7 separate regions of the Homo sapiens genome follow, and regions 1, 2, 3, 5, 6 and 7 are each linked to region 4. The links are chromatin contacts, found by Hi-C or POLR2A ChIA-PET in ENCODE. All regions are on one chromosome and are shown on one strand. Each heading gives the region's core, a stretch centred on a gene start or an enhancer-like site at or near the end of the contact. The rest is flanking DNA. Distances are from core to core; before and after follow the strand shown. Region 1 holds the start of HEIH (hepatocellular carcinoma up-regulated EZH2-associated long non-coding RNA). Region 2 holds the start of TRIM52-AS1 (TRIM52 antisense RNA 1). Region 3 holds the start of RACK1 (receptor for activated C kinase 1). Region 4 holds the start of HNRNPH1 (heterogeneous nuclear ribonucleoprotein H1). Region 5 holds the start of NHP2 (NHP2 ribonucleoprotein). Region 6 holds the start of TRIM7 (tripartite motif containing 7). Region 7 holds the start of MGAT1 (alpha-1,3-mannosyl-glycoprotein 2-beta-N-acetylglucosaminyltransferase).

Region 1 (3,427 bases), core at 559-3,058, 1.2 Mb after region 4:
CTGCCCCAAGGAAAGCCTGGGGTGGGGGTGGGTGATATTGTCAAGAGCCAGGCCCCAGCTCCTCATACACACAGCTCATTTGCTCTCCCTCCCAACCCCCACCTTCATACTTCTTCCACACGCATACCAAAGAAAATAAGAATCTCAAGGTTGGAAAATCCCACTTTACTTCAAGTGAAGTCACTGGGTTGTCCCCATGAAATATCTCCACAATGGGTGTGCTAGACCTTTACTCTCTGTGGCACCACCAAGACCCCCTCACCCTGCCAGAGCCCTCTGAAGTGTACTCAGAATGGAGGGGCTGGAAGTGGGGCCAGTGGTCCTGGTAGTCAGCCTCCCCTTCTGACACAAGAATTATCGTGGAACAGCTTGTGTGACCGATCAACTGGTCTCTCCATCTTTAAGCCATTGTCTTGTTGACTCTGTTACTGCAGAGTTTGGGGAGGTCTCATGGCTTCTCGCATCCTATTTCCTGAGCTTCCCTGAAGCCAACTTCTGGCCACTGGTATGTGATGCGAGCACAGTGCCTCCTCCTGCTCCTCCAGGAAGCTTCTGCTGATTGAACGCAGGCCAGATGGCGAGATCCGGAGCAACCTTCTTAGATCAAGGGAAGAAAGGGGCACAAGAGGGGAGTAGGTAACAAGATAAAAGGAGCTCCCTCCCTGATGACTACAGAGCCATCGTGGCAGCCCTGGGCCTCCATTTCAGACGTTCATCTTGCCTAAGCCACCACCATCAGGGTCTCAGTCAGTCATCATTCTCATTTACTCGGGTGGCTGGGTGAGGGCGGAATACTACCTTCCAGCTGTCTGAGATTAAGCCTAAGCCACCACCATCAGGGTCTCAGTCAGTCATCATTCTCATTTACTCGGGTGGCTGGGCGAGGGCGGAATACTACCTTCCAGCTGTCTGAGATTAAGCAGAACAGCAGCTAAAGCAGTAACAGCAGGTCTCCTTCAGCAGCTTGCCACAGGGAAGAGGGTCCCGCGTGAACCGAACTCAACTTCCACCTGCGCAGAGGTAGCTACCATTTGCGTAGAGGTAGCTGGGTCTTTAAGGTTAGAGGGAAGGCGCAGGGAGGGAGAGACGGCGGGTGGGGGTTGAACAAAGTGGAGATTCACAAAAGCAGACTAGGGCGGGCGACGTGATCAGATGACCTGTGCGGGCGGCAGCCTCCTGCCCTCCTCCCCTTCGTGCGCCGGCTGGAGCGAAGAGTTCTTTTGACAGCCGTGAGCTTCCCCGCCAGGAACTTACTGGGGCTGCATCACCCTAGAAACGTGGCTTTGGGCTGTGGAAACGCTGCCTCTGTGGAAGTCTCTCCTCGCGGGGGTGGACGGGTCGCTGCGCGCCCAGCGTTCTTCTGCGGTTCTCACAGCCCGCCGCCGCCGCCGCCTCGGGGACCTTTGCGGGGAGGCCTCAGGTCAGCGCCGCCCTTGCGATGGCGGGAGAGCAGAGCGGCCCCAGGGCCTCTGAGCTCCGGCCCCGGCACGTCCCGCCCTCTCCTCCGCTTGCGGGAGCCGGGGCGCCTCGGAGGGAAACCTTCCGGACACAGGCCGGGAGAAGAGGGGCCGTGGCGCCATCGCGCAGCTTCCTGGTTTCGGCCATGTTTTTTTTTTTTTGAGACGGAGTTTCGCTCTTTTTGCCCAGGCTGGAGGGCAATGGCGCCGTCTCGGCTCCCTGCAGCCGCCGCCTCCCGGGTTGAAGGGACTCTCCGGCCTCAGGCCGCGGTGTTCTTGTAAATTAGAACCGGCCTATGCGCCAAGCGCGGGTCTCGCGGCTGCGGAGAGAGGCCCAGCAGGGGGCGGGGACGCCGGGAGGCGGGGCCTGGCCGAGCTGCGCACACCCGGGTGGTTCTGGCTACGGGTACCCGGACCTGCCCAACGACCGTTCTCCATTCCCGACCTCCGCACCCTACCCGGTCCGCAGGGCACCTTCCTCCTCTCTCTCAGGCACGTCCTCGACCTCAGTTGCCACGTGCACATGCTGGTGCCTTCCAGGTCGGTCTTTCTCCACCAGACTCCACCTGGAACTTTCTTCCTTTTCGTCCTGTGCTGGCCTAACCCCTGCTCGGCCTCGGCCCTCAGCTGCCGGCTCTAACAAAGCCTCTGTCTTTCCCAGACCCCTGTGACCAGGTCAGGCTCTGCTCCCTGCGTTCCTCTCTCCTTGCTTCCCTCCTCCTCCCCTCCCCAGAATCGCTTGAACCTGGGAGGCAGACGTTGCAGTGAGCTGAGATCGCACCATTGCACTCCAGCCTGGGTGACAAGAGCGAGACTCCATCTCAAAACAAAAAACAAAAAACACAACTCTTGCTGGCTCCTTGATTTTAGCCCAGTGAGATTCACTTCTAATTTCTTTTTTTCTTTGAGACAGTCTGTTCTGTCACCCAGGCTGGAGTGCAGTGGCGTAATCATGGCTCACTGCAGCCTCAACCTTCCTGGACTCAAGTGAACCTTCCACCTCAGCCTCCCAGGTAGCCGGGACTACAGGGGTGCACCAGCATGCCTGGCTAATTTTTGCATTTTTTGTAGAGATGGGGTTTCACTATGTTGCCCAGGCTGGTCTGAAACTCCTGTGCCCCAGCAGTCCTCCTGCCTTGGTCTCCCAAAGTTCTGAGATTACAGGCATGAGCCACTGCGCCTGGGCTTCCATTTCTGATTTCCAAAACTCTAGGATAATAAATTTACATTGTTTTAAGCCACCAAATTGTAGTAATCTGTTACAGCAGCAATAAGAAATGAATACAGCCATGCTTGATAATTCCTTTATCAAAAGCTACCTATTGGTGTTAGGAAGTATTGTTTTAAATTCTAAGACAGTGTTTTCACTTTCTATCTTGTGCACTGACTACCTCATGACCCCTTAGGTACCAGTCAGGACTGGTAGACTTTAATGTGGAGAACTTCTGAAACAGCAGTTCTCAAAATGTTACCTCCAGACACACAGAATCTGCATCACCCAGGAACTTGTAACCATGCAAATTCTCAGCCACCCAGACTTCCTGCATCAGAAACTCTGGGGCCCAGCAGCCTGTGTTTTAACAAAGCCCTTCAGGTGATTCTGACACTTGCTCAAGTTTGAGAACCGCTGTTCTAGGAGCTGGTCCTGCAGGGAAAGGGTGGCCTCTCAGTTCAGGTTCCAGTGTGGCTGGGGGTGGGGGTCAAGGTGAGGGTTTGGTTGTTGTGTCTGACAGTCAGCCAGGCTTGAGCACACGGACTGTTTACAAGGCTGCACTTTCCATGTTCTGGTCAGCAGTCTCCTGGTTCATTCCGTTACGAATGGACTGTCACCCCAAAATTAATGTTGAAATCTATTTCTCTATTTGGAGGTGGGGCCTTTGGGAGGTAATTAGGTCATGAGAGTGGAGCCCTCATGAATGGAATGACTGCCTAAGAGAACAGAGATGGCTCACACCTGTAATCCCAGCACT
Region 2 (3,621 bases), core at 955-3,454, 1.6 Mb after region 4:
CTCTCCTTCGTTTGGGCACTGCTAGGAGTCAAATCTACCTAGACTTTTGGTAAGGAAGATGGTACTCATGCTCATTGTCATTGAGACAATTATCTAATGCTTAGAAGTCAAGACTAGAAAGCAAGGCATTAACCATATCAGCACCCAAACAAGGGAAGACAAGTTACAAGAAAGCCAAATAAAACAGCAAACATTTGTTTAGTGCTTTATGGTTAACATATATGATCTCTTTTAATCCTTACAATCCTAGGGAAAAAGTGAAGCTCAAGGAGGTTGACACCTGCCCAAGACTAGACAGTAAGTGGCAGAGCCAGGTCATCTGATCCTAAATCCCGCACTCCTTCCACTATGATAAAATACCAGGAAAGAAAAGTGATCAGGATATGAGGCACATTCTGATCCATCAAAGATGCTTATATGCTTTGCCTTTCTCTAGAAGGAAAACGGACCCCACTGAAGGTAGAGATGCAATCCCAGACTTTCAGAGGGGGGGTGTGGCCAATTGCTATCAGTAGTTTAGGACTCACATCTGGCATTTCTGTCTACCAATACATCTATTTTGACACTGCTTGTGCTGAGGTCCCAAATGTCTATTATCTCCAAGTACTGTGGCTTTCTATTCCTATCTGTACCTGTCCCAGGGAATTGGTCAAGGACTCACATTAGGGAGAAATGAAGTACTGGGTATCTGTTACTCACGTCCCTTACACTTAGGTAGACTGCCAGTATTAGCAGTAGTGGTCCGCTTCCAGTGACCGTCATATTATCTGTTCAGCTTCCTCTGGGGAAGCCAATCTGCCCCAATCTTCATGGTTTTGTGTCTCCTTTTTTACCCATATGACCATCTCTCTCCACCGTGTCTCCCTCATCAAATAAAGAGAAGTTTAGCAACTAAGTACCTGAGGAGGTGGGAAAGGAATGCTACTCATTCCTCAGCTCTCCTAGTTACCTTTCCACTCCCTTCATCCCCCCACATTCCCTCATTTCTCTCACCTGGTACTCCTGCACCACCTCCTCCAAAGGCAGCACGCTGTGCTGTTTGTGGCTCCTGGATTCTCGGCACACCACACAGATGGCCTCTTTGTCCACCTCACAGAAGAGTTTCAGGGCTTCCTGGTGTTTAAAGCACATGCCCTGATCATTACTCCGGTTTCCCCGATAAGGAGTGGGGCACATCTGGCGAATTATCTGGACCATGTTGGCCAGCTGCAAGTTGGGACGAAAGCTGCGACGTGTAAAGCTCTTTCGGCACTGGGGGCAGGTGAACTGCCCTGGAAGGGGCAAGGAAGGAGGCGGGTGGATGTCAGGATACAGCTCTTCATCTTCGTCCTCATCGTATGCTTCCAGTATTTCTTCTTCTCGGTAGACATCAATTCTCAGGTCAGGTCTCAAGCCTCCTAGGTAATAGTCCTGATCTTCCTCTTCTTCTTCTTCCTCCTCGTCCCACATATAGTCTACGTTGTCCCAATTAGTTATACCACTGTCACCGAGCCAGAGTTCATCGTCATCTTGGTCTTGGAACAACTCTTCGTCAGCATTCCCCCGATACAACACCTCTCGAATGGAGCCGTCCCATCCATCCATGGCCCCCACCGCTTCCTCGTCCTCCTCCTCCTCCCATTCATCTTCCTCCTCGTTCTGGTCCTCCTCGTCCTCCTTACTCCACAGCTGGGTCACACACCCTCGGCAGAAGTTGTGCCCACAGCTGATGGACACGGGGTCCTTGAAGTAATCCAAGCAGATGGCACACACCGCTTCCTCCTGAAGGGTCTGCATGGGGCTGGGAGTAGTGGCATAACCAGCCATCTTAATGCCCGCCGGCAGGTGTAGATACGTCAGCTTGGAGCTGAGGAGCGGGGACGCGCCTGCAGGCCTGCCTCCAAACTACTCTGGTGACCCGAGGCTGTCCTCAACCTTGCTCTTCTTCCTCGGGGCCGCAGGGGAGCTTTGACCCCCTCTCTCAGGGTGCGAACGCCCAGATCCAGACTCACAGCCTCTCTCTGGGATCGGTGGGGACAGAGCAGGCTGCAGCCCCCAGCTGCTCGGTCCTGTCACGTCTCTCGCTACCCTCAGGGTGTGCCCTACACTGCGGCGTCCGCCTCAGATGCAGCCGCTGGCTACCCTGCCCGAGGCGACGCAAAATGACGTCTCGCTCCTGCACACGCTCTGGAGAGACGCTCTAGGCCGGCGGAGGACCACGTCTCTATGGTGTGCCGGGGGCCGCGCGGGCCGGGAGTTGGGTGGGCTGGGGGACAGGCGCGCCCGCGCCGCCCGCTCCAGCTGGGCTAGTGCTGCACATTCCGGCCAGCCCCTCCTCAAGACCCCATTCCCAAGCCCCTTCTCAGCTCCCTCGGGCCGGCAGAGCGGCTCTGATCAGGTCAGCGGCGGACGCCGGGAAGAGGCCCGGCTTGGGAGAGGTGGTTTGGTGGGTTGGCTGGTTCTAGATGGTGGGGGGGTCAACACTTGAGGGGGACTGGGTCTCCGAGCCGTTGTCCAGCCTGAGCCGGAGCCCCAGGAAGGTTAGAGGGAAGGGGGATAAATCTCTCCGGAAGCCCCGCCCGGGCCGGGGCCGAGTTGGTCCGCGGCGGTGGGGAAGCCTGGGACACCACCCTGGTGCTGTCGCCCGTCCCGCCGTCCGCGCTTGGGGTGCCTTTGTGGGGATCCGGGCGCCGCACAGCTGGGAGGGCCTGCCGCCCGGGAGGCTCGGATCCGGGGCGCCCAGTGCCCCCCGCTGCCTTCCGTGAGCCGTCGGGCCCCAGCTCCACGTAGGCCTCAGACCCAGCCCTGTTTCTGCTTGCGGGGCCGCGGCTGCGCAGTATTGCGGCGTCTGCCAGCAAAGCTGCGCCCCGGTCGTGGGTCCCCTGAGGGGGCCGGGGCTCAAGTTCCCTTCGGTGCTGCCGCCTGCGTCGGGCCAGGGTTCCGAGTTCCAGCCCTGAGCTCTGTGAGCTCGGCCGGGAGGGGGCTGGATTTGGGACCACACTTCCTCACCGCCGTGGTTTAGACTTAGTTTGAGAGCGGCTGGCCCCTCCTTCCTGTCCCGGTGTCCTCCGCTGTCTGTTATGCCCTTCACTCCTCCCTGGGGAGGGAGGGCTGGGGGCGCTGTCTGGGTCTGTTTTCCACCCCAGCGGGGCCCTAGGGCAGTGTCATTTAGACTCCACTCTGTCACCTTTCCTGGAGAGGGGACCTGATCCAGGGCTGAGAGGTTTTTTTTTTTTTTTTTTTTTTTGAGATGGAGTCTGGCTGTTGCCCAGGATGCAGTGCAGTGGCGCGATCTCGGCTCACTGCAAGCTCCGCCTCCCAGGTTCACGCCACTCTCCTGCCTCAGCCTCCCGAGTAGCTGGGACTACAGGCGCCCGCCACCACGCCCGGCTAATTTTTTTTTTTTTGTATTTTTAGTAGAAACGGGGTTTCACCCTGTTAGCCAGGATGGTCTCGATTTCCTGACCTCGTGATCCGCCCACCTCGGCCTCCCAAAGTGCGGGCTGAGAGATCTTACAGTGGGAGGGGGAATCAGGCCCTGGGGAAAGGCTTCTCAGGGGTTGTCTCCTTCTGTCTTCTGTCTCTGCAGGTAGGGATAGAACCAGGTCAGGCCTGGATTTGTAGTCCCAGAGAACAGAGGAT
Region 3 (3,331 bases), core at 626-3,125, 1.6 Mb after region 4:
AGGCCAAACATCTTCTGTAGGTGTGCTCTGCTTTCCAGTTCCCAAATGGACTGGATCTCCCCTGGGAAACCAGCCAATTGCATCCACCTCACTTCTGCCCAGATTCTTCCCAAGGCCCCAGAGCTAAGTGAGCAGCTACTTGCGTTGTGAGATCCCAGAGGCGCAGGGTTCCATCCCAGGAGCCTGAGAGGGCAAACTGGCCATCTGAGGAGATAACCACATCACTAACAAAGTGGGAGTGACCCCGCAGAGCACGCTGTGGAATTCCATAGTTGGTCTCATCCCTGGTCAGTTTCCACATGATGATGGTCTTATCTAAAGGAGGTAAAACAGAAGAAAAATCAGTGAGGAACCCGCAGCCCGTTTAACACACTGGATAATTCACTAAGTGTCAAGGTCATGAGTGGGTTAACAACAACTAAGGACGCTTAAGGAGGGATGGAAACAACAGACAAGAGCAGTTACAGACCAGGACTGAGTGGCTCTATTCCAGACTAAAAACGCACGTAGAGGTAAACTGTACCCTGATAACTTTTTTTTTTCTTGAGATGGAGTCTCGCTCTGTCGCCCAGGCTGGAGTGCAGTGGCATGATCTCGGCTCACTCCAAACTCCACCTCCCGTGTTCAAGCAATTCTCCCGCCTCAGCCTCCCAAGTAGCTGGGATTACTTGGCCAGCTGGCACCTGCCAGCACGTCTGGCTAATTTTTTAACTAGAGATGCGGTTTCACCATTGGCCAGGCTAGTCTCTAACTCCTGATCTCAAGTGATCCACTCGCCTCTGCCTTCCAAAGTGCTGGGATTATAGGCGTGAGCCACCGCGCCCAGCCTGTATCCTGAGAACTTAATTTAGGTGCCAGAAATACAGACACCCTTTCCTGAAACTCAGACGAACTCAACAGCCACTTTGTGTCTTCTCTGCAACCAAATGCACAGCAGTTTGTGGCTGTAGAGTAGCTGGGGCCTCCTATGCCTACCTCTGAGGGCCGACAGAAATGTAGTAATGAATGCTGGAAAAGCCACTTCAGGCGCTACAGGATTGGATGCTTTTACTGAAACCTGTCCCACTCAACAAATTTTACGATTAACAGCCAGACATGATTCAAAAGTCAGACAATTCTTAACAGTGTAGCAGCAAAGCGGAAGCACAAGAAGCGTCTAAACGCAGTCAGGAACACAGGGATAGGGACGGGGAGAACCAGGGGCAGAAAAAGTAGGCCGACACTTGAGCCACGAGGTCCTCTGGAGTCCACCTGCCTCCCCACGAGCCTTGGGCCGGGCGGCAGCTCAGAAACAGCCTCTGGATTTCAGCACCGACACTCAGATGGCATGTTGGGGTCATCACCGCCCCGCCCGGCCCGTAGGCCCCCGGCCACACTACGAAGGAGAAGGCAAAAGATATTTTAAAAGTTTCCAACTCTCCAACCCTCCTAGCAGCTGCGAGCTGATGTACACGTAGGTTCTCATCTGCAATGTGGTTCGCCCGGGTTGAGGCCTAGGCTCGGGTCCGCACGCCCCAATTCACAATGGGGCAGAGAAGTCTGTCAGTCCCCGCCAACTCGCGCGCCACCGGCCTGCCACACCACACGCGGAATTCCCTACACGACACGCGGAATCCCCCAGCCCTGCAATCTCGGGTCCTGAAATCTACCTTAGTCCGTACCTCGAGAGGCGGAGAGGATCATGTCCGGGAACTGCGGGGTAGTAGCGATCTGGGTTACCCAGCCGTTGTGGCCCTTGAGGGTGCCACGAAGGGTCATCTGCTCAGTCATGGCGGCGGCGAGAGCGTGTGTCGCTGCAGCGACGAGGATGGCACTGGATGGCTTAGAGAAACTAGCACCACAACCTCTCCTGCCGCCGCCTTGCAGTGAAAGAGAGAGAGAAAAGCCCCCCGCCGGAACCGGAAATACCCGCTCGACCATGCAAAATGGCGAGCCCCATGATACATTTCTGCTCAAGATGGCGGCGCCATGTAATGCAAAAGGCAGAGGGAAATTGCAAGGCATCACAGTCCCGTCTTCCGTACAACAAAATCTGACTGCACTTTACAAATACACTCTGAAACAAGCACATTCAAGTGTTTAAAAAGGCTTCTCAGGGATGATGTAGAGCGAGAAGCGAAAGAGGTGAAGTGTACGGCACATTCCCATGAGGACCGCCGGGCTGCTTCCCCGCCCCTATGTGGCATAGCTCGAGCTCCGCCTGTTCCACTTGGTGCGGGGAGGGTTGACGGGGCAACCCCAGGGGAGCTTAATTTTCATTTCACTATCGTGGGTAACGATGGGCAATTTAAAAAGTAGAGTATTAAAATGTTAAAAATAAACTTTAAAACTGTGCTTCCGGAGGGTGTTCTCCCCTCACGAGGTTTTTGTTCTGATGCACACCAACTCCGGAAGGACTTAGTCCAGGCTGGACTAAGGCAGGAGAGGGTTACTCTGGATGAACTAAGAATTGGTCTCTTTTTCCCGGGCGCGGTGGCTCATGCCTGTAATCCTACCACTTTGAGAGGCCGAGGCGGGTGGATCACTTAAGGTCAGGAGTTCAAGACTAGCCTGGCCAACATGATGCAACCTCTTTCCAAATAAATAAATAAAAAAAATTAAAATTAGCCAGGCGTGGTGGGGGGTGCCTGTAATCCCAGTTACTCGGGAGGCTGAGGCAGGAGAATCCCTTGAACCTGAGAGGCGGAGGTTGCAGTGAACCGAGATCGCGCCACTGCACTCCAGCCTGGGCAGCAGAGCGAGACTCCGACTCAAATAAATAAATACATACATACAATAAAATAATAAAGTAAAAATTGCCCTGTGTGTTGCTAGACTGCCAATCCGTTCCTGCCTAGGCCAGAACACGGGAAGCTCTCGCAGAAACGGAAATGCCCAAAGGAGGACCTTAAGGTTCTGACTTCTGGGGACATCTAGTGGAAAGCTCTCTCTGGGCCCAGCCAGCGTACACAAAAGCCCAGGGGTCTGGGGGTCCAACTGTGCCCTGAAGGACGTGCCCAGACAGGGAAGCGGTGGAACACGGATACCTAACTGTCCTTCTGCCTTCCGCTCGACCGCAGGAATTTAAATAAGTAATGGCTCCCATTCTCACCCATCTCTGACTATAAGAGACAGTGTTGGCACCATGTCTATTCAAGTAGTTTTAAACAGGGGCACAGATCAGGATGATAGCAGCCACCAACATCTATGCAAAATAAAGGGGGCATTATACCTAAGTATATACTTTTCTATTTGTGACATCTATCAACTTTCGTTTCTCATCTGTGAAATGAGATTGGAAATAATATTAGTATCTACATTACATGGTGGTGTGGAAAGTGAAGAAGCAAAT
Region 4 (3,387 bases), core at 258-2,757:
CTGTATAGTGAGCCAGATTAAGAACTAGATAAGAAAACACTCTTCAATTATCAAATCTTGATTAGGAAAACTGAAATTAAGACGTGACATTTTAACTTTCCGAAGAATGCTCCTTTTTAAGAAAACACCAAAACTGGAAACAAGAGGTTACACTTCAAGATATTGCAAAACATTACTATTATTTGTCTAATCACTCGGCCATTTTCTCAAGATTGAGGAGGAAATCCCACCTATGCCAATTTATCCTTTCGAAAAAAGACACCCGGGCCAGGCGCGGTGGCTCACGCCTGTAATCCCAGCATTTTGGGAAACCGAGGTGGGCGGATCACTTGAGGTCAGATGTTCGAGACCAGCCTGGCCAAAATAGTGAAACCCCGTCTCTACTAAAAATACAAAAATTAGCCGGGCGTGGCGGTGCGCGCCTCTAGTCCCAGACACTCGGGAGACTGAGGCAGGAGAATCGCTTGAACCCAGGAGGCGGAGGTTGCAGTGAGCCGAGAACGCGCCACTGCACTCCAGCTTGGGTGACAGAGACTCCAACTCAAAAGAAAAAGAAAAAAAGACACCCATAAAAGAAAAGCTGGTGTTCAAAGATAGGTAAAGAAAACAAAGTCTGCCAAACCTGCCGCACTCCCCCAAGGGCCAGGAGGACGGGCGGGGCTTTCGAAATTTCCATTGCGTAACAGCGGGCCGCCGGGCGCGAGCAGCACAGCGGTGAGTGTAGTCGCCCGCGCCTCGCCAGGGGGCGCCCCGGGTCCCACCCGGCCCGGCCCGGCCCGGCCCGCCCCGCCCCGCCCCGCCCCAGCCCGGCCGCCCGCCAGCCCGCCCGCCCCGGCCTCGAACTCGAACTCCCGCGTCCTAGTTCTAACTCACCAGAAAAAAACCTCTGCACTTCATCGGCCGAGCAAGACCAGGGCAAGCCCCGGACCTTCACCACGAATCCCTCTCCACCTTCCGTGCCCAACATCATCGTCTCTTACGCGGTCCGGCGTCGAAACAAACTGCAAAGCGGGGAGGACCAGAACTGAGAGCGCCAATTAAGCTGTCCTTCGCCTCCGAGGCGCGCCCGGGCCCGCACCGCCCCCCCACGGAGCAAAAACCGGGCGGATGCACCCACCCCGGCGACTCCAACACCTCCTCGTCCGGCGACCGGACCCCCAAAGCTGTCCTGAGCAACAGCTGTCGGCGCCCCGAACCGTGGGGGCCCGGGCCGAGAGCCAGCGTAGAGGAAAGGAAATGGCGGCGGCCGCTTCCGCTCCGCCTCCTCCGACTTCTCACACAATAGAGTCGGCGCGGCCTGCAGGCCTCAGCGGCGGTGCCGAGATTCAGCGAACCACTCGCGGCTCTCGACGGCAGCCTGCAGCTCGCCAAGGTCCCCGTGGCCCTCCCAGAGATATGGGGACAAACAATCCTCGCAAAAACGGTACCCACCGTGGTCGCTGAACTGCAAGCGAGGACCCACCGCGACTCACCTAGACACGCGACTTCTGCGTGGCTAAGACGAAATGGCCAGCGGGCGCCTGCGCAACCTAAATAAGGTCCCTTGTGCGAGTTCTGCGCACGCGCAGCCAGCTGCCCGCACCGCCCCGTTGCGTCACAAAGAGCTCTGGCGCATGCGTAATTTCAAGAGCCAGCCCACCTCCCGCCGGCGGATTATTACACGCTTGGGTTTTGGGCTCAGCACCCCCACCCATAAACCCGCCGGGCTTTTTGTTGCGCCTGCGCCTTCCCGCGAATATTGAACTTCGGAGTCCTAGCGGTTTATAATTATTTCATGCGCATGCGTCTTCCTTGAAACCGTTCTCTAGCCTTACCCGCCAGCGTGGGGGAGGGGAATGGCGGCCGCCTGTTCCCTATGGGACTGTATAGGAGTCCCGAGCTCTGGGTTGTGATGAGGTGGGCGTCTTTCTACCCCTTGCCCCCAGGCTCTTACCGGCGCGCTCCTGGCCGACCTGAAAGGAGGGGCGCGGCCTTCAGGCGTTCCCACTCCCCGCGCCGCCTGTCTTCCCTTTATCCCCAAACCGGCCGAAGCTGGTCAGCTGCAGATTGTCGAACGTCCTGGGAGCTGCGGGGCTGCGGACGTCCCGCGCCCGAAGCCACCCGTATGGTGCCTGGGGCACGTCCCAGCCCTGTGTGCCTCCACTTCCCCTTACCTGCCGTCGTCGGGCCTAGGGCCCCGGTCGGCGCGAGGTTTCCGTGCCTGTGGCTCGCGCCTGTACCCAGCTTTTGCCTAACGAATTCGCACCCTGTGTACCCCTTGACCCGCCTAACGGTCGGCAGGCCTTGACTGCCCTGGGGCCCTGGCACGAGGAGGGATCGCGAGCGCGGGCTCCACGGGTGCGCGCCGGCCTCTGCGCTCGGTAGGTTACCGCTGCATCTCCCAGAGCAGAATTGGTAAGAGTGCGTCCATTCACCAGGCGTAGACGCTGCATTCGAGGAGGCCCCCGGGTCACCCCATGTGCACACATGCTGCGAGATGACTAATGTTCGTGGTTTCTAGCAGCACTGCCCAAAACCTAAGATGCCGTAGCCTCCCAGGCCTCCCCATGTCTGATTTGGCTGCCTTCCTCACCCCAGCTTTAGTGGACACAGACAATACACAAATTAACAATAAGGTAGTGCTGGACCCTGCCGCAGAGCTACCTTAGCTAGTGCAAGCCTGAGTGCCACCCTGGGAAGATGCGGACAAAGCATGTTTCCAACCCCAGTGCCACAGAGTCCGAATCCAGTTTTGACAGGTTTGAGAAAAAGTAGAGAGGACATCAAAAGAAAGACAGGAGCCCAGAGCTAAGCAGGGCCTGATCTTCAAAGGCCACTTAGGCCTTGGCAAGGGTGTTATCTCCGAGAGAAGGCTTTGGCAGGTGATCAGCAGGGGAGCCGTAAACCCTGTGTAAAGGAAAACTCTTGCTGGATGTGAGGGGGATGCAGATGGAGCAGGCAGGGTGAATGACGGTACATACCAGGCCCTCTACTACAAACTGAACTAGAAGCACACACCTGTGGTACCATTTCAGAAGGCACTTTGGCTGAGGTAATCAAGAAGAGAGTCCGGCCAGGTGCGGTGGCTCACTCGTGTAATACCAGCATTTTGGGAGGCCGAGGCAGGCAGATCACTTGAGATCAGGAGTTTCAGACCAGCTTGGCCAACATGGTGAAACCCCATCTCTACTAAAGATACAAAAATTATCTATGCATGCACACGCCTGTAATCCCAGCTACTCTGGAGGCTGAGGCAGGAGAATCACCTGAACCCAGGAGGCAGAGGAAGCAGTGAGCTGAGATCACACCACTGCCCTCCAGCCTGGGCTACAAAGACTCCCTCTCAAAAAAAAAAAAAAAAAAAAATTAGCCAGGCATGGTGATGCATGCCTGTAATCCCAACCACTT
Region 5 (3,786 bases), core at 848-3,347, 1.5 Mb before region 4:
TGTACTATCTCCAGCCTGGCCCTCTCTCTTCCATGCTCCAAACCCCTATAGCCATCTGCCTGTTTGACAGTTCTCCTGGTGTGGGGCGGGGTGGAAGTCATGTGTCTCTACAGCACCTCAAAAACTTACCCAGACCCAAATTTGTGATCTTTCTACACAAATCTGGTCCCCCTCCACTGTTCACATCTCAAGATTGGGCCCTCTGTCCCTCCAGCTGGGCATGTCAGAACCTAGAAGTCGTCAATACCTCCCCATTCTCCACATCTGAAAGTCCTTTCAAATCTGTCCCCTTTAACTCTGTCTCCACCATCACCTCTCCAGGACTACAGTAGTCTACTACCTGAACTTTCCCAAACCTACTCGTACCTCTCTAATCCTTTCTTCAATTGTCAGAAAAATCTTAGGGTGTAAAAAATAATAAAAATTATGTCACTTCCTGGCTTTAACCCCTAATAGCCTCCAAAGTGCTGAGTATAAAAACTAAATTTACTGTGTCCTACAAGGCCCCCTAAGAAGGTAGCACTTCTGCTCACCAGACCCTCTCCTGCCCAGAGGCCCACTCTTTCTTCTGGCAGAATCCTCCCACCCACCCCCCAATTAATCCCTGTGTCTTAAGACCTCAGCTCAAATGTGACTGCTGAGGGAAACTTCCCCAGATGCGCCCTCCCCAGCTAGGTTAGATGCCGTTGAGCATCAAGTCTGCCCAACATTATTGATCTCTTGAGCACCTACAGTTTCACTTCTTGGGATAAAGCAAGGAGGCCCTGTTCTGAAGGAGCTTACCATCTGGCCTGAGAGGGTGATAAAGGGAAGAAAAATGTAAACAAGGTTCAAACTTTGATAAATGCCATTAAGAAAAGTGGGGTGATGAAGTTATCATTGCACTCTGTTATTTTCCTTCATGGCTATCTATCACAACGTGTAATTAGTTGTGTGTGTGTCATTATCTGATGAATGAATGTCACTGTTTCCCCCATAACACAGTGCCTGAAAAAGAGTACATTCAATTGTTAAGGCTGCCAGGCGCGGTGGCTCATGCCTGTAATCCCAACGCTTCGGGAGGCTGAGGCAGGAGGATTCCTTGAGCCCAGGAGTTCAAGACCAGCCCGGGCAACATGGCGAGACTCCTCTGTCTCTGCAAAACAACAATAACAACAGCCAGGCGTGGCGCAAGCCGGTGGTCTCAGCTATTCGGGAGGCTGAGGTGGGAGGATCGCTTGAGCCCAGGGGGACGAGGCTGCAGCGAGCTGTGATCGCACCACCGCACTCCAACCTGGGTGAGAGCTAGACCCATCTCAAAAACAAACAAAAACGTTAACGTTCAGTTCCTTAAATACAGAGCCGGAGAGGGGTCATCCCTAGGACTGAGATTCAGGGCTGAGAGGATTAGGGCGGGGGCCGGAGGTAATCTGAGGCAAGGAGCGGAGCCCGGGGAGGAGGGTCCCTGAATTAATGAAGGTGGGTTTACTCTAAGGGACTTTGCTTACACAATTCGCTTCACTTTGGAATTCACTTTGAGCTGGTATACGTGGTGTACCGGTATTGTCGTACCGGTATTGTACCAAAGGGACTTTACCGACTGCTTGATTGGCTTCTGTATATGGGGCTAGGTCAGAGTTAACCTTTTTACTGCGCGCCTACTAAGTAGAGATTTCTCCGTTAACGTTTAGAAATGCAAAATCCAGAGGAAGGAAGGTTCTTACCCTTTTTCTCCTTTGTTGACAAATTTCTGAACCTCTTTCACCCCGCGCCGAATCTGCTTCTGCTTCACCGCTGCAACGACAGAAGAGTCGGTCGGGGGCCTCGCTCAGCCACCCGCGCACCCATCCCACCCGCGCACCCATCCCGGCCACGCCGCCGTCCGCCTCACCTTTCTTGATGCATTTGTAGAGCTTCCGCGTGAGGCGGCGAGAAGCCAGGGGCTGCGCGATGGGGTTCTGGTTGACCAGCAGCTCCTGGTAGGTGCGCTCCCCGGAACACGCCTCCGCCTGAGCCTCGGGCCCGTCGGGATCTGCCTTTATTTTGGTCATCGCAGCGGCCGCTGAAACCTAGTCCCAGGGAGGCGAGCCCACGCGGTCCACAGCTTTAGGCATCACTTCCAGGTCATCAGCTGCGCGAGAAGCCGCCGTACAACACGGCCAATCAGGAAAGGAAGTCTCCGACTCAGCCCAATCGTTGACGCCCAGCTTCGTAACTACGGAGAGCGGAGAGGGGCGGAGTCATGGTCCTTAAGGCGGGGCCATCCCCGGACCAAGGGACTGGGCGGAACCGATTAGGGCGGAGCGGAGGGAATGTGAGGCAAGGGGCGGAGCCCTGGGAATCGGGGCCGGAGAGGGCGGGGCTCTGGGTGCTGGAAAGGCTGCCTCGTTTTTTTTCTTTTTTGAGGCAGAGTTTCGCTCTTATTGCCCAGGCTGGGGTACAGTGGCGCAATCTCGACTCACTGCAACCTCCGCCTCCCGGGTTCAAGCGATTCTCCTACTTCAGCCTCCCGAGTAGCTGGGATTGCAGGCATGCGCCACCACGCCCAGATAATTTTGTATTTTTACTAGAGACAGGGGTTCTCCATGTTGGTCAGGCTGGTCTTGAACTCCTGACCTCAGGCGATCCGCCCGCCTCGGCCTCCCAAAGTGCTGGGATTACAGGCGTGAGCCACCGCGCCCGGCCTAAGGCTGCCTCCTTTCTTGCATAATTTTTCTTTGTTTTCTGACCCCTGGACCCGGCTGCGCAGGTGTGAAAGATACAGAGCAAGGGATGACCCCACTGACCTGCGTCTGCACCGCTTTTCCACAGATAGCGTGTGGCTCACTCTCATCCCGCAGGGTTCCGTTTCAGTGTTTCCCATGGGAGAGGTTTCCCTGGTGATTTTATCTAAAATTGCCGTCCCCTCTCTCTCCAAACCAGCATCCCTTCACCCGCTATTTTCCCGCAGTTCTTACCATTGCCTGACGCTACACATGCAGAGGGCCTAGCCGAGAAGCCAGCCGGGGCTGAGGGAAGGACGGCTCCAGCGAAGCCGGGAACAGCGGAGGGAAGGCTTTGGGGACTGAGCTCCCTGCCGTGCAGGGTGAGAGCTATGAGGAGCTACCCTTTGGACGGGTCTGTAGAAGGTAAAGGGACAGAGCTGCCAGGGCGTGGGGGGCGGTGGCAGGCCGAGATCCAGTGGATCTTGGTATCTCTGATTAGCCTCTTCCACTATATTTTGGAACTCTGGATGGATATTAATTAGATAATCGCTGCAAATTACTAATTTGTAATACTAATTACCTTTGATCCTGATGTGGCAGGCCTGCCATTTTTGTGTTGCTGGAACAGGCCAGTAAGTAGAAACTTAGAAGTGTTCCGGTAGTTGTGGGTGGGAACACAGGTCAGTTAAACCAACTTAAAAATTGGCCTTTCCCGGGTGTGGTGACTCGTGCCTGTGGTTCCAGCTACCCGGGAGGCTGAGAGGGGGCTCGCTTGAGCCCAGAAGTTAGAGGCTTCAGTGAGCCATGACTGCACCTGTGAATAGCCACTGCACTCCAGTCTGGGCCACCCAGGAAAATCTTGTCTCTAAAACAAAACAACAACAACAAAAACCTTGTAACTCTGAACTAAAGTGCAATAAATTTTGTTTTGCATTAAATAAAAACAAATAGGCTGGGCGCGGTGCCTGTAATCCCAGCACTTTGGGAGGCCGAGGCGGGCAGATCATGAGGTCAGGAGATCGAGACCATCCTGGCTAACACGGTGAAACCCCCGTCTCTACTAAAAATCACTCTGTCCAGCAGAGTGATGGAGAATTTCACT
Region 6 (2,576 bases), core at 77-2,576, 1.6 Mb after region 4:
TCCGGCAGCCCTACCCCTAGTCGTCTCCTCTACTCTCCGCCCCCCCACCAGGAAGCCCCGTGGCTGGGAGAGTTGGAGCAGGATGGGCCAGCAAGGAGAGACTGGGGACTGCCGCCCGAGCCTCCCCGCCCCGCCCTCACCCCTGCACACACCCTCGCTGAGGCTCAGCGAGAAAATAGCAAAGAAAGGGCCCCCAGAATCGACAGCGTTGGCACAGTCAGACGGCTCTAGGTGCGCGGCTTAACCCGGGAGCCCCCTCCCTGGACATCTTGGCGAGGTCCTCTCACTCAGTTCCACGAGGTGGGGACTTTGAGCAGAGCCCGCTTCGGGGAAAGAGATAAGAGTGGGGGCAGCGGCTGCGTGGCTGTGCCGGAGACTTCCCGCGGGCAGAGAGCTGCGGAGACGCAGACCAGGCTAGAGGCTCCGAACAGACAGGAAGAACATCGCCAAGTCCGTGGGGGACGTCGCGCAGGCGGCCCAGTATCTGGCCCAGAGGGAAACGCAGTGGGGGTGGGGTGGGGGTATTGGTGATGTTGGGGGTGACAGAGAACCGCGCTCAGCCCGGGAACCAGCGCTGGGCTTCCTGGAATGGAGAAAGAAGGGAGGGGCTCACCCGGGCCTCCTGATCGACAGGCTGTTCTCTGCACCCCGTGCGCGGGAGCGCGGGACCAAGTCAGGGGGTCCCGGGGACCCACGGGGTGGGTGGGGGCTGCGCTCACCTTGGCCTCCTGCACCGCCTCGTCCAGCGGCAGCACGGCGTGCTCGCGGTGCTCGCGGGCGCGGTCGCACACCACGCAGATGGCGCGTCCGTCGTCCTGGCAGTAGAGCTTGAAGGGTTCGCCATGCTGCCCGCAGCGGGCAGCCGCTGCCCGGGCCGCGGCCGCCTGAGACCCGTGCTCTCCCGGGGCAGCCGCGGGCAGGCTGAAGCGCCGCAGGAGCGTGGCCACTGCCGCCAGCTGCCGGTTGGGCCGCAGCTGACTGGGGCGCGCGGGCTCGCGGCACTGCGGACAGGGCAGTGGGAAGGGGGGCGCGCGGGTGGCGGCCCCAACAGACCCCGCGCCCGGGCGCTCCCAGCAGCGCCCTATGCAGGCGCGGCAGAAGCTGTGGCCGCACTCGACGGACACCGGCTCACGAAAGAGCTCTAGGCAGATGGAGCACGTCGCCTCGCCCTGCAGCTCTGCCGCCAGCGCTAGAGCCTCGGCGCCGGTTCCGGGGCCGGTCCGCGGTCCCACAGCCGCCATGCGCGCTCTCCGCGCACCCAGATCTGGTCGCGCCTGGGCGGCCACTGGACCTCACAGGACGCGGAGCTGGGCGCCGAGGGCCCACTGGGAGAGGAAGGGCGGGGCTGCCACTGGGCAGGCAGAGACTCGAGCCCGGGGCGCGCCCGGCTGGGAGCCGGGAGGGGAGGCGCACGTTGACTACGGGCCATTCAAGTGCGGGACAGCGCCCTGCGCCCCGGATCTGCGCTCCACCAGCCCCCGCCCTGGCCAGCGGCCTCTCCCCCTCGCCCCCGTCCCTCAGACTCTCCAGGCCGCCCCAGCCTGACCCAGTCAGCCGCGGGAAACGGGCCGCGACAGGTGGGCGCACAAATGCTGCCAGCGCCACTCCCGGTTTCCGACCGAGGCCGACCCAGCATCGCCGGGGCAAGGGCCTGGCGCTCGGGCCACGGTGTCAGGTTCCGCCAGCGCAGGTTCGCCCCGGCCCTGTGCTGAGTTAAATTTAGAGACTGGAACCTGGTCCTGTCCCCTCACGCGCAAGCGTGGCCTTGTATCCATTCCATTACCTTTTCTGCGACTGTCCTCCGGCTTCTTTACTCTTTACTTAGTATTTGAACAGATAACACATTTATAATTTCCCATTGTATTCAGTATTATTCCCCCCCCACCGCACACACACACACACACACACACACACACACAAACCTCAGCGCTCTCTTGTCCCCCAGCTGTCTCCACAGCCCCGCAGCAGAGCTGCCTGTGTTATCCGCTTCCACACCCTCTCTCCTCGCTCACTCTGGAGGCCACTTGGATCAAGCTTTCGCCCGCACCCTCCTCAGAAACCGCCCTTGCCAATGTCACCGGGAACTTCAGCAATTCTCACCCAAAGGCGAAGACCTCGCCTCACCTCATCTGCCCCCGGATGCTCCCTCCTTCCCGACTTCCCTTCTCAGGGCCTTCCAGGACCCAGTGTCCCCGATCTTCTTGCTGTTCCTGAACCCCGTGGCCTCTGCGCTGGCTGTTCCCCTTGCGTGGACCTCTTTTCTCCCACCACCTGCATGCTCCCTCCCACCTCATTCAGGTCTTGTTTCAAACGTCTCTGCCCACGAAGCCCGCCCCGAACGCGCACACTGTGTAAAGTCGTCTCTTAGCGCGCTCCCTTCTCAGGGCCGGCTCTGTGCCCGCACTCTATCTCCTCTGGAATGTCAGCTTTCAGATGGACTGTACTAGGTTTGTTCACGGCTGAATCCTGTTTTTAGAGCAGTTCTTGGCAAGCTCAGTAAGGTTTTCTTGGATTAAACTTGGTTCGAAATTCAAAAGAGGAGCCGCAGTTCACGGTGGAAAGTAGGCCCATCGCCT
Region 7 (3,297 bases), core at 236-2,735, 1.2 Mb after region 4:
GATTTTCCCTTCTATCTCTGCTTTGCTTAAAGTTAAAAAGCACTACGTAAAAATTCCAGAAAATATAGACATGTCACAGGTAATGGAACTCTAACTGAACTGCTTTCATGTTCGTTCTTAGACCTTGGCTGGACTCCTGTATCATGTACCAGGCCCATAATTTCAGGACGGAAAAAAAAGAAAGGTAGTCAGAGAAGATACACTAAATAATTCAAGAGTTGAGAGAATAAGACCTAGGAGGGAAGGGATGCAGGTTATTCATCCTGGAAAAGAAGAGCTAAATACAAGTGCCACAAAAGGCATGAGGCCTGGGATTCAGGCGATCCAGCCAGCAAGCCAGGCAACTTTGGACAAGTCACTTGACCCACTTGTACCTTAGTTCTCTCATCTATAAGGTGACAGGGTTGATTTGGTTCATCACAAGGTCCCACTGCCTGGATACTGACGACAGTGACAATTTCCCTACTGCCCCGAACAGTAATGAGTTTCCCTTGTTAACACAGGCCACTGAGGTCAGGCATACCGCAGTGCTTCTAACAGTGAGAATGAGACACAGAAGCAGGGAAATGGGTGAGCTCAATGGTCCCCAGAATTGGGAAGGACCAGGACGCAGTGATTGCTGATGGAAGGCAGATCCTGGATGATGTGAGCACGTAAGAGCAAAGGCTACACGGCCTGAAAAAATACCGTAAATGACTGAAAATAAAGCTGGGCAACATCTCAGCCAGTGATGTTCTAAAACAAAACGGCAGACCCACTACAGCAGCAAGGGTTAACCAAAGTGAAGCTTCAGCCTTCAGGGAGCCGGCCAGCCACAGTCCCTCTACTTCAGAGTTTATCAGACGCGGGCACTGCACGTCCCGGGGCTCTCTACTCCACACACGTTAGCAAACAGGAAGAAAAGTTTTCTTGCCAACTTATTATATATATATTTCAACACTGAATCAACATTTCCTTTCTGCTGAGGAGAATCAGCCTCTATTAACTTGGGGAAAGGATGCTGGAGTGAGGTTAGGGGGGAAAGGCCACTCCCCAATCCCACCCCCTCCCTGCCCCGCACGCACGGACGCCCGGGGCCGAGTTTCACAACATCCTCCCCAGTCCGCGGAGCCCGCCCTTCCTCTAACAGCTGGAGGCCCGGGATTCCGAAAGCAGAAGGCGGAGTTCCAACCTCTCGGCTCGGGAAGGGACTAACGCGCAGCTGGCACCGGGTCGGACCGGGCCGCTCCCCAGCCAAGCCCCCTCTCGCTAGCACTCATGGGCACCGGGGCTTTGGGGCGACCCGACGTCCCTTGGGCTCCCTCTCGGCGCCCGCGAGGCCTCCCCCGGTCTGACCTCCGTCCCCGGACACCTACTCACCAGGTCCTCCCGACGTCCTGGCCCCGAACTTGGCCTGCTCCGGGGCGCAGGGAGCGAGCCCGGTGCCCAGGCGCGTCCCAAGCGCTGCCGCGGCCGCCTCGCCTTTCGACTCGCCAGCCCTTTCTGCGGCGCGCCGGGGCCGGACGGCCGGGCGGGCAACGTGGCCCTTCCCCGGCAGGCGGGGCGGGGCGGGGCGGACTGAGGGGCGTGACCGACAGCCCCGCCGCGCCCCGCCCCCCGGCCGGCGTCCGCCAGGCCCCCTCCTCCTGGCCCGCCTCCTTTCCCCGCCGCTTCTCAGTCAACCCAGGACCCAAGTTTTCCCAGGACCCCAACTTCGGGAGTCGGCTTTCCGGCTCCCTGGCGCAACCCTGAGGGTGGACGCCCGACCCCACCCCTGCCCTCGGCCCTCCAGCGCAGCTGCCCAGCCTGGAGCCGCGCCTGAAGTGGGCCCGCAGTCCAGGAAAGGCGTTCACCAAACCCTAGGCCAAGGGCTGGGAGCCAGTCCCCCCACCCCAACCCAGGGGAGGCTGAGGAGCCCGGGTGGGAGCCCCAGGGTCGCGTGGGGCAGGGACAGAACAGGAACCAGGGTGCCCGACGGGGGGCCGGGGGGAAACACCTGTGCCAAAGCAAGCCGGGGCCAGCTGTGGCTTCTTCCCTTTTGTTTTTCCTTGGTGGGTGGGGAATGAGAGCTTCAGTTCTGAGTAAAGAAAGCGAAGAGAGACCTACCAGCAGGGGAGGCCCACCAGCCCTAGGCGGGAAGGACTCGGTCACAAGCTTTGGCGGAAGCACCATGGAAAAGCCTAGAACGGGTCTGCGCCCGGCTGGTGTTTTAAAGGGGAGGAAGGTGCGGACCTGAAGAGGAGGTGGAGGTGGACCCAGGCCCACCGAGGGGAGGGAGGGACAGCTCTTCCATAGCAAATACCTGTCGCTGAGCCAGGAGTAAAGTCTGGCCGGGAGGAGGACAGACGCAGAAGACCAGGGGCTCCAGCGCACAGAGCCAGTTTCGCCAGCGATCAGGTCTGAGGCCTGGATTCCACGAGGCCGGTGCAAGCCAGGAGCCAGCCCCACTCCCTCGCCCAGCTCCCTCCGGCCTGGCCCTCTGCAGAAGCCTGATGCCCACCCAGCTGTCTCACCATGGGACCCCAGGCGGTGAGGGTGGGTAGCCGAGGACTACAGGCTGCTGGGTAGCTGACTTCCCCAAGAAGGGCTGCTGCCATGTGATCAGGACCCACGCCCCTGACATCAACCCCTCCCCCGTGTTCCAGAGCACGGAGCAGCCCGGAACTCTGCGGCCTGTGGTTACTGACTGACTGCTCACTAACTTGTTTCTACATGAAACCACGAATCGTGCAGGGTTCTAGAGAAACAAAGGGCCGCGCGCACCCGCAGGCCCCTGCGTGGAGGCGAGGACCTAAATCAAAACTGCTAAGGGGTCACCAGGCATGGTGAGGGGCCTCACGGGCCAAACCCTCCCTCGGCCTGTCCTTCAAGCCTCAGCAGCTCTGCGGAGTGAGCGTTATCATCCCCATTCTACAGATAACTAGTTTGAGGCTCAGGGTAAGTGCAAACGTGCTGCAAGCCACCAGACCTGGTGGGGAGCATAGCCAGGTTTTAGACCGGGCACTCCTGTGCGCCCCCCAACACCCCCGCACACATCCTCCAGCGCCAGTGCTTTGAGAGGGCTCTGTCTCCTCTCAGGCGCTGCCGTGAAGCCTCCGCTTAAGTGGCCAGAGCCCAGACCTGGAGGTGGAGTGGGAGAAGGGCAGGCCCACCGAGGCCGCCGTGTGCAGTGTGCGATGTGCGGGAAGCCCGTGGCTTCCACTTTAGCTGACTGCGCGCACTGTGGCAGGAGCCTCGAACCCAGGCGGATATGCCAGTCAGAGGCCAGTGTCTGTCACCTCTGCCCTATGTTTGCCTAATGGAGGAGTCAGGGGCCTG

The links. A loop is a pair of places that touch in the nucleus more often than their neighbours do. ChIA-PET counts read pairs that join two places held with the same protein, here RNA polymerase II (POLR2A). Pooled maps may share reads with other maps.
Region 1: a pooled map shows a loop between it and region 4 (10-fold over the local background). The contact joins the promoter of HEIH here to the promoter of HNRNPH1 in region 4. A Hi-C loop is called at or near these places in 4 of 50 pooled maps. POLR2A ChIA-PET finds 5 or more read pairs at or near these places in 2 of 52 experiments (CD4-positive, alpha-beta T cell and activated B cell).
Region 2: a map of naive thymus-derived CD4-positive, alpha-beta T cell shows a loop between it and region 4 (15-fold over the local background). The contact joins the promoter of TRIM52-AS1 here to the promoter of HNRNPH1 in region 4. A Hi-C loop is called at or near these places in 1 of 168 maps with a recorded cell type or tissue (naive thymus-derived CD4-positive, alpha-beta T cell) and 10 of 50 pooled maps. POLR2A ChIA-PET finds 5 or more read pairs at or near these places in 4 of 52 experiments (CD4-positive, alpha-beta T cell, activated T-cell, activated naive CD4-positive, alpha-beta T cell and 1 more).
Region 3: a map of CD4-positive, alpha-beta T cell shows a loop between it and region 4 (6-fold over the local background). The contact joins the promoter of RACK1 here to the promoter of HNRNPH1 in region 4. A Hi-C loop is called at or near these places in 1 of 168 maps with a recorded cell type or tissue (CD4-positive, alpha-beta T cell), 1 of 37 single-sample maps with no recorded cell type and 14 of 50 pooled maps. POLR2A ChIA-PET finds 5 or more read pairs at or near these places in 2 of 52 experiments (BJ and naive thymus-derived CD4-positive, alpha-beta T cell).
Region 5: a loop to region 4 is called in a map of CD8-positive, alpha-beta T cell, with 10 times the contacts of the local background. The contact joins the promoter of NHP2 here to the promoter of HNRNPH1 in region 4. A Hi-C loop is called at or near these places in 2 of 168 maps with a recorded cell type or tissue (CD8-positive, alpha-beta T cell and vagina) and 8 of 50 pooled maps. POLR2A ChIA-PET finds 5 or more read pairs at or near these places in 1 of 52 experiments (activated CD4-positive, alpha-beta T cell).
Region 6: a pooled map shows a loop between it and region 4 (5-fold over the local background). The contact joins the promoter of TRIM7 here to the promoter of HNRNPH1 in region 4. A Hi-C loop is called at or near these places in 7 of 50 pooled maps. POLR2A ChIA-PET finds 5 or more read pairs at or near these places in 3 of 52 experiments (CD4-positive, alpha-beta T cell, activated CD4-positive, alpha-beta T cell and activated CD4-positive, alpha-beta memory T cell).
Region 7: a loop to region 4 is called in a pooled map, with 34 times the contacts of the local background. The contact joins the promoter of MGAT1 here to the promoter of HNRNPH1 in region 4. A Hi-C loop is called at or near these places in 2 of 168 maps with a recorded cell type or tissue (ascending aorta and naive thymus-derived CD4-positive, alpha-beta T cell), 7 of 37 single-sample maps with no recorded cell type and 16 of 50 pooled maps. POLR2A ChIA-PET finds 5 or more read pairs at or near these places in 2 of 52 experiments (activated CD4-positive, alpha-beta T cell and activated CD8-positive, alpha-beta memory T cell).

What each region holds. Positions count from the first base shown.
Region 1 is chr5:180,829,810-180,833,236 of GRCh38, forward strand. HEIH (hepatocellular carcinoma up-regulated EZH2-associated long non-coding RNA) reads right to left here and starts at 1,809. Exons shown (of 1, transcript NR_045680.1): 1 at 145-1,809. LINC00847 (long intergenic non-protein coding RNA 847) reads left to right here and starts at 1,148. Exons shown (of 3, transcript NR_045679.1): 1 at 1,148-1,420; 2 at 2,864-3,051. It also overlaps a transcript of ZFP62 not described here. RefSeq lists silencers at 1,374-1,423, 1,784-1,913, 2,354-2,523.
Region 2 is chr5:181,259,008-181,262,628 of GRCh38, forward strand. TRIM52-AS1 (TRIM52 antisense RNA 1) reads left to right here and starts at 2,205. Exons shown (of 3, transcript NR_102762.1): 1 at 2,205-2,377. It overlaps TRIM52 (tripartite motif containing 52), which reads right to left and starts at 2,136. Exons shown (of 2, transcript NM_001346048.2): 1 at 994-2,136. The coding sequence starts at 1,806. RefSeq lists enhancers at 1,837-1,886, 2,067-2,116 and silencers at 2,257-2,406, 2,517-2,766.
Region 3 is chr5:181,242,031-181,245,361 of GRCh38, forward strand. It overlaps RACK1 (receptor for activated C kinase 1), which reads right to left and starts at 1,876. Exons shown (of 8, transcript NM_006098.5): 1 at 1,662-1,876; 2 at 144-315. The coding sequence starts at 1,770. It overlaps SNORD95 (small nucleolar RNA, C/D box 95), which reads right to left and starts at 1,346; the gene lies at 1,284-1,346. RefSeq lists enhancers at 1,671-1,730, 1,831-1,970, 2,051-2,120.
Region 4 is chr5:179,622,164-179,625,550 of GRCh38, forward strand. It overlaps HNRNPH1 (heterogeneous nuclear ribonucleoprotein H1), which reads right to left and starts at 1,508. Exons shown (of 14, transcript NM_001257293.2): 1 at 1,432-1,508; 2 at 874-1,001. The coding sequence starts at 970. All of the region lies in intron 4 of LOC128966623 (a long non-coding RNA gene), which reads left to right. RefSeq lists enhancers at 1,280-1,449, 1,505-1,799, 1,549-2,334, 2,335-3,119.
Region 5 is chr5:178,151,788-178,155,573 of GRCh38, forward strand. NHP2 (NHP2 ribonucleoprotein) reads right to left here and starts at 2,098. Exons shown (of 4, transcript NM_017838.4): 1 at 1,871-2,098; 2 at 1,704-1,773. The coding sequence starts at 2,030.
Region 6 is chr5:181,203,870-181,206,445 of GRCh38, forward strand. It overlaps TRIM7 (tripartite motif containing 7), which reads right to left and starts at 1,327. Exons shown (of 7, transcript NM_203293.3): 1 at 720-1,327. The coding sequence starts at 1,241. RefSeq lists silencers at 586-655, 696-1,025, 1,286-1,605.
Region 7 is chr5:180,801,321-180,804,617 of GRCh38, forward strand. MGAT1 (alpha-1,3-mannosyl-glycoprotein 2-beta-N-acetylglucosaminyltransferase) reads right to left here and starts at 1,486. Exons shown (of 2, transcript NM_002406.4): 1 at 1,360-1,486. RefSeq lists enhancers at 798-1,505, 1,506-2,212, 2,356-2,465, 2,920-3,297 and silencers at 1,316-1,675, 1,846-1,925, 1,936-1,985.